Regions from separate parts of the Homo sapiens genome. Here region 2 is linked to region 1. A link is an interaction called in ENCODE POLR2A ChIA-PET data of the cell type or tissue named here. Cell type or tissue: PC-9. All regions are shown on one strand. Links, peaks and the distances in the headings refer to the core of each region. The heading gives the core; the rest is flanking DNA. Region 1 overlaps LINC02774 (long intergenic non-protein coding RNA 2774). Region 2 overlaps AKT3 (AKT serine/threonine kinase 3).

What was found. ChIA-PET counts read pairs that join two places held together with the same protein. Peaks named below come from ENCODE experiments on the same cell type or tissue, not always from the same donor. Only the 100,000 strongest peaks of a DNase experiment are listed, where the experiment ranks them.
Region 2: POLR2A ChIA-PET joins it to region 1 with 7 read pairs; 1 of 35 experiments calls an interaction of 5 or more read pairs at or near these places.

The regions. Positions count from the first base shown.
Region 1 is chr1:243,948,780-243,951,704 of GRCh38, reverse strand. All of the region lies in intron 1 of LINC02774 (long intergenic non-protein coding RNA 2774), which reads right to left. Among named protein-coding and RNA genes, the nearest start is that of LINC02774, 33 kb to the right of the region's middle. In PC-9, for the core only: no CTCF peak of the experiment used is centred there; a DNase peak (open chromatin) is centred at 1,294; H3K27ac peaks cover 1,016 bases.
Region 2 is chr1:243,597,277-243,600,201 of GRCh38, reverse strand. The region is part of intron 8 of AKT3 (AKT serine/threonine kinase 3); the gene reads left to right. Among named protein-coding and RNA genes, the nearest start is that of AKT3-IT1, 200 kb to the left of the region's middle. In PC-9, for the core only: no CTCF peak of the experiment used is centred there; a DNase peak (open chromatin) is centred at 1,601; H3K27ac peaks cover 2,500 bases.

The DNA of each region.
Region 1 (2,925 bases), core at 260-2,759:
TTTGAGTACCATCAGAGTACCGAGGTGAAATGTTAGTTTAACTCATCTTAAACATGAATCAAGCTCAAAAGGGCAATAGGGACGGAGATATCCATTAAGAAGTCATCAAGGCCAGACACGGCGGCTCACGTATGGAATCCCAGCACTTTGGGAGGCCGAGGAGGGCGAGTCACTTGAGCTCAGGAGTTAGAGACCAGCCTGGGCAACATGGTGAAACTCCATCTCTGCTAAAAATACAAAAATTAGCCAGGCGTGGTGGTGCATGCCTGTGGTCCCAGCTACTCAGGTGGCTGAGGCGGGAGGATTGCTTGAGCCTGGGAGGTCAAGACTGAAGTAAGCGAAGATTTTGCCACCGCACTCCAGCCTGGGCGGGAAAACAAAACAAAACAAAAAAAGTAATCAGTGTTTTTCCCAGGAACAAATTCTGCTTCTTCGAACCCTATTTTCTGTTTTGACCATATCCTTTCTGTGGACACATGGTCTCTCTAGCTGGGCTACTGAATATTTATTTAGCATAGTTAGTCACAGAGTGGCCCCTGTTCTGTGGGTCTGGGAGAAAGCCTGCATCTTCCTACGATTCAACTTGATGTTCTGAGTTTTGGAGGTATCCCTTCCATCCCAGCCTATACTCTCCAAATTCATTCTGGAATTTTTTTTAAAGAAGCATCTGAGTACAAGACTGAGACTTAAATAACTATATAATGCTTAGGAATCTCCTATATAAAAAGATCAAACTGTACAGAGGAGTTTATTTTCTTATCACCTGCTATAAGATTATTCATTGCTGTTTTATGGCCGGTATGTTTATCTGGTTTGATAATGGCTATTTTGGCAAAATAAAATAAAATAAATAAAATGTGGTTGTCATCTAGATCTTAGGCAAAACATATGAATTATTTCAATGATGAGACAAGATACCACCAGGCATCATGAGACAGCCTATCCGGATTGCGGGGAAGGCTCTTGCAGGGAGAAGGGGAGGCAAAAGAAATCTCCTGACTACTGAAACTTGCAAATCACAAATTATAAAACAATAAAATCATATCAAATGCCACCACCTTCTTTATGGAACCCATTAAACCATGGTCAAAACAAGGGGCTACATTTCTTGAAGATAAACAAGGCAGCCTGTGTTGTCATCACTTAATTGAACTCAAATCCTTCATTGGTATCCCAAGATGATCAGATACCTTGTAATGGAAATTCCCCAGTTATTAACAGTACAGGAGCACTATTGTGAGCCTAAGTTCTCAACTTGGGTAACAAACAGCATTGCAATCCTCCCTGACTCATCCCTCGGGCTGTTTCACTAGGGCCCAGTAAACTGAGACTTTGGCTCTTGGCCGCTAGCATTCCTCTGGGATTCTGTGTGTCCCACAAGACAAGAAGTCATTTGTAAGATCCAACATGCCTAGCTCAGAAATAAGCACGGGTGTTCACAAACCCTTCAAAAGGTAAACACTGTATTAGGGACCCAATATCTAATAGGTGAATTTAGGGGAAGGAAAGTGTGTTTGTTTCCTAGGTCTGCCACAATAAATGTGCCACTAACTGAGTGGTTTAAAACAAAAGATATTTGGCTGGGCGCCATGGCTCACGCCTGTAATCCCAGCACTTTGGGAGGCCAAGGCAGGTGGATCGTGAGGTCAGGAGTTCAAGAGCAGCCTAGCCAACATAGTGAAACCCCGTCTCTACTAAAAATACAAAAATTAGCTGTGCATGGTTGCACGTGCCTGTAATCCCAGCTACTCGGGAGGCTGAGGCAGGAGAATCGCTTGAACCCTGGAGGTGGAGGTTGCAGTGAGCTGAGATCAGCCGTTGCACTCCAGCCTGGGCAACAGAATGAGACTCCATCTCAAAAACAAAACAAAACAAAAACAAAAACAAAAACAAAAAAAAAACAAAAAACCTCACACACCAGATATTTAACCTCTCACAATTCTGGAAGATTAAAGTCCTAATTCATAACCTGCAGGTGTCTGCTGGGCCACGCTTGTTCCAAAGGCTCCAGGGGAGGAGACTTCCTTGCCATCCTAGCTTCTGGTGATTGCCCGCAATCTTTGGCATTCCTTGGTTTGTGGCCTTGTGTGTCTGTGTCCCTATGTCCAAATTGCCTTCTTCTTATAAGAACACCAGTCATTGGATTAGTGCCTACCTTAATCCAAGACAACCTCATTTTAACTTTATTTAACTTTCAAAGATCCTGTTTTAAAATAAGGTCACATTCACAGGTATCAGGGGTTAGGACTTAAATCTTTTTGGGGGGACACATTTCAACCCACAATAGAAGGGAACTGCAGGTTTTTAGCCTTTGTTCTTTGTCACAAAAGACATAAAAAATTTTATTTTTTACAAATCCTGGAGGCTGCAAATTTTAAGAAAAAAACAGTTTCAAAGTTATGTGAAGCAGAGAGGTATTTTACCATAATTTTAAAATGCATTCTAAATAATTTTAAAAATCCACAAATTTGAAAATGTTATTAGCATTATTAAATTTTATTTTGAACTTTTAACATGTGAGTAAAACATGCTAATAGGACTGATGAAGACGTACAGAGACAGAACCCCGATAGGGTGGCAGTTGTGGGGATCACTGTGCAGACATGCAAGCGGAAGTAAAAAGAATTCTTTGAGCCCCCAAAGATTAGGAATTGGCAGTAATGCTTTTAGCACCTCCATATCCTATCAGTCATTTTAAACATCTAAGATTCCCATTGCAGAAACATGGCACATAGAGTCAGGAAACAAAGGTTATATAGATATTTGCAACCTGTAACTGTCCTAGGATCGATCACAAGAAATTCAGTAGGTGCCTCACATAACTAAGCACTGATCATTGATACTAAGACCAGATATGTGATCTAAATTAGCAAAGACACACTCCATGCTGCTTTGAAAATAATCACCATAGATGTTATGCTTTTT
Region 2 (2,925 bases), core at 272-2,771, 350 kb after region 1:
TGATTCATAAATATGGTATATGTTTTCCCATTATTTAAGTCTTTAATTTCTTTCAACAATATTATGTAGTTTTTAGTGTACAGGTCTTGAAAGTTTTAAAAATTTATCCTTAGGGATACTTTATAATTATTTTATGTTTTTAAGTTATAAATGGTTTATCAGTCATTATTAAAAATTTCAATTTGTAGTTGATTCTTGCTAATATATAGACATACAGTTGATGTTTACTTATTAGCCATACTAATATTAGTTTTAGTAGTCTTTTATTGTAAATATATTGGATTTCTCTATGTAGATGATCATGTCAGGTGAGAACAAAGACAGTTTTACTGCTATTTTCTAATATGTGTACATTTCCTTGCCTTATTAAACTATCCAGGATGTTTAGAACAGTGTTAAAGAGCAGGATAAGAGCAAATATCCTTGCTTTATACCTAATTTTAGGGCAGAAGCATTCATACTGTCACCATTAACCATGTTGTTAGCTGTAGATTTTTCGTAGATGCTCTTTATTAAAAGTTGAAGAATTTCTATTAGTAATTTGATGAGTTTAAATAATCTTAGTTTGATTAGCTCTGCTTCTTTGTTCTTATGGTGGTAGCTTTAGGGTTTAGAATATGTATCTTTTCTCATCACGGTAGACTTTCAAACAATATGCTGTGTCACTTTACCTGTACTGTAAGAACCTTATAACAGCATACGTCTATTTTCTTACCTTCTATCTGAACCTTAAAAGGCATACATCTGTTTCCCTGCCTTCTGTCTTTTGTGCAGTTGTTCTCAGACATTTTACTTCCATGTATTTTTTAACCTTTACAATACACTGTTTTTGCCTTAAGCAATTATCTTTAAAATAATTTTTAATAGAAAAAATGTTTTATATTCATAAAGTAGTCATTTTAAGTGTTCTCTTTTCCTTTGTGTTGGTATACATTTTCATCTATTACATTTTCCTTTTGCATAAAAACTTCCTTTAGCATTTGTTTTTGTAGTGCAGGTCTGATAGCCGTAACTTTTGTTAGCTTTTATTTGTGTGAGAAAATCTGCATTTTGTCTTAAGATGTTTCCCTTTCTTTAAAACAGTTTTGCTGAGTTAATAACAAATTATAAATAATTTGTACATATTTAAAGTGTACAATCTGATAACTTTTGACCCATGAAATCATCACCACGATAAAAATAACATCCCCACAAATGTTCTCCTATACAGGAGATTTTAGGAGGAAAGGTGCATTTGAACTAAATCTTCAAGAACAGGTATGTTCCCCAAATAAGATTAGCTCATTCAATCAAAAGTATGTATTAAATGCTTACTGCGTTCGCTAGGATGAATAAAACAGTCATGATTTCTAGAAGGAGATGCATATTATAAAATAATAAAACAAAATAAACCCAATAAATATAATGGCAACAGAGTGCTGTAGTATGAGAGAGAATGATGGAGAACCTACTATAAATTTAGTTATCTCTTTGAGGAAGTAGTGTTAGGTTGACATTTGAAGGGTATGTGGGAAGGAACTTCCTGTGCTCTGATGAGAGAAGCCTGTTGAGCATGAGACTTTAGGGCACGGCTGTAGATGCAGTCATCTTTTTGCAAGGATGGGCTGAATACCTGTTCACTTACTAAACCGTGGGAGTACAGCTACACTCTAGTGCAGTTCCTGTTAGGCTATTATGAGAGAGAGTTATGGAGAAAATTTCTTCCTAATAGAATGATGAAATATGCTTGTATATTTAGTAGTTTGAGTTAATGCATTTTACATTACTGTATTCCTATAGCATGGCTAAGCTTAACAATAAAAAAAAACTATGTAGTCTTTGCCTTTATAAAGGAACTTAACTTGATAAAGATAAGCTCCCTATTTTAGCAGCAAATAATTCACTTTCCTTTTTGAACAAAGATAAGATTATTCAACTATTATATATGATTTTTAATACTTCCAATGAAAATATTTTACCTCAAAAACCTTAAGGATGATTTTTCTTATAATTTTTTGAGAGGTATTTCTGAATTTAATTTTATTTTTTGCAATACATATTTATGAAGAATATAATATGTGTCATATACTAGGCATGGTGCTGAAGATGCAAAGATATGGTGTACTGTCATAATTTTCTCATTTTCCTATGCCTTTGCCAAGAAAAAAATAGAGCATTAAATTTATAATAAGCATAAATCAGTACATTAATTATTAGTACATTTATTTGAAACCTTTGAATAATTTTTTTCTATTGCAAAAGTGATAATGTACATTCATTACAGAGAACTTCAAAAAGCCAAAAAAATTATTTTAATTCTGTCAAAAAAGTTCTTATTGAATGCTGCTTTCTTCAAGGCAGGCACTGTACTATGTGCTTAGTATACTACATGAGCAAGACAGATGGTCTCTGCATTTAAGAAGGGCATAGGCCAGGCCCAGTGGCTCATGCCCAGCACTTTGGGAGGCCAAGGCAGGAGGATCACTTGAACCCAAGAGTTCAAGACCAGCCTGAGCAACATAGGGAGACCCTGTATCTACCAAAATAGTTAAAAATTAGCCAGGTGTGGTAGCCAGTGCCTGTGCTCCCAGCTACTCGAGAGACTGAAGTGGGAAGATTGAGTGAGCCCAAGAGGTTGAGGCTGCAGTGAGCCATCATGCGACTGCACTTCAGCCTTGGCAACAGAGTGAGACCCTGTCACCAAAACAAAACAAAACAAAACAAAAATGCATAGTATTCTGGGGAATGGATATTAAATAATTACAAGTATTTTTTGAGGTATGAAACAGAAGATAAAAACCACTCTAAATCTTACCATCTAGAAATAATTGCTAATACCGTGTTAATATATTTTCCACTGTTTATACTGTACACATATTTTCAATTTTATCATTTTAAAATATGTTACTTGTTGCCTACTAATTATGTAGATACACTTTAACTTAT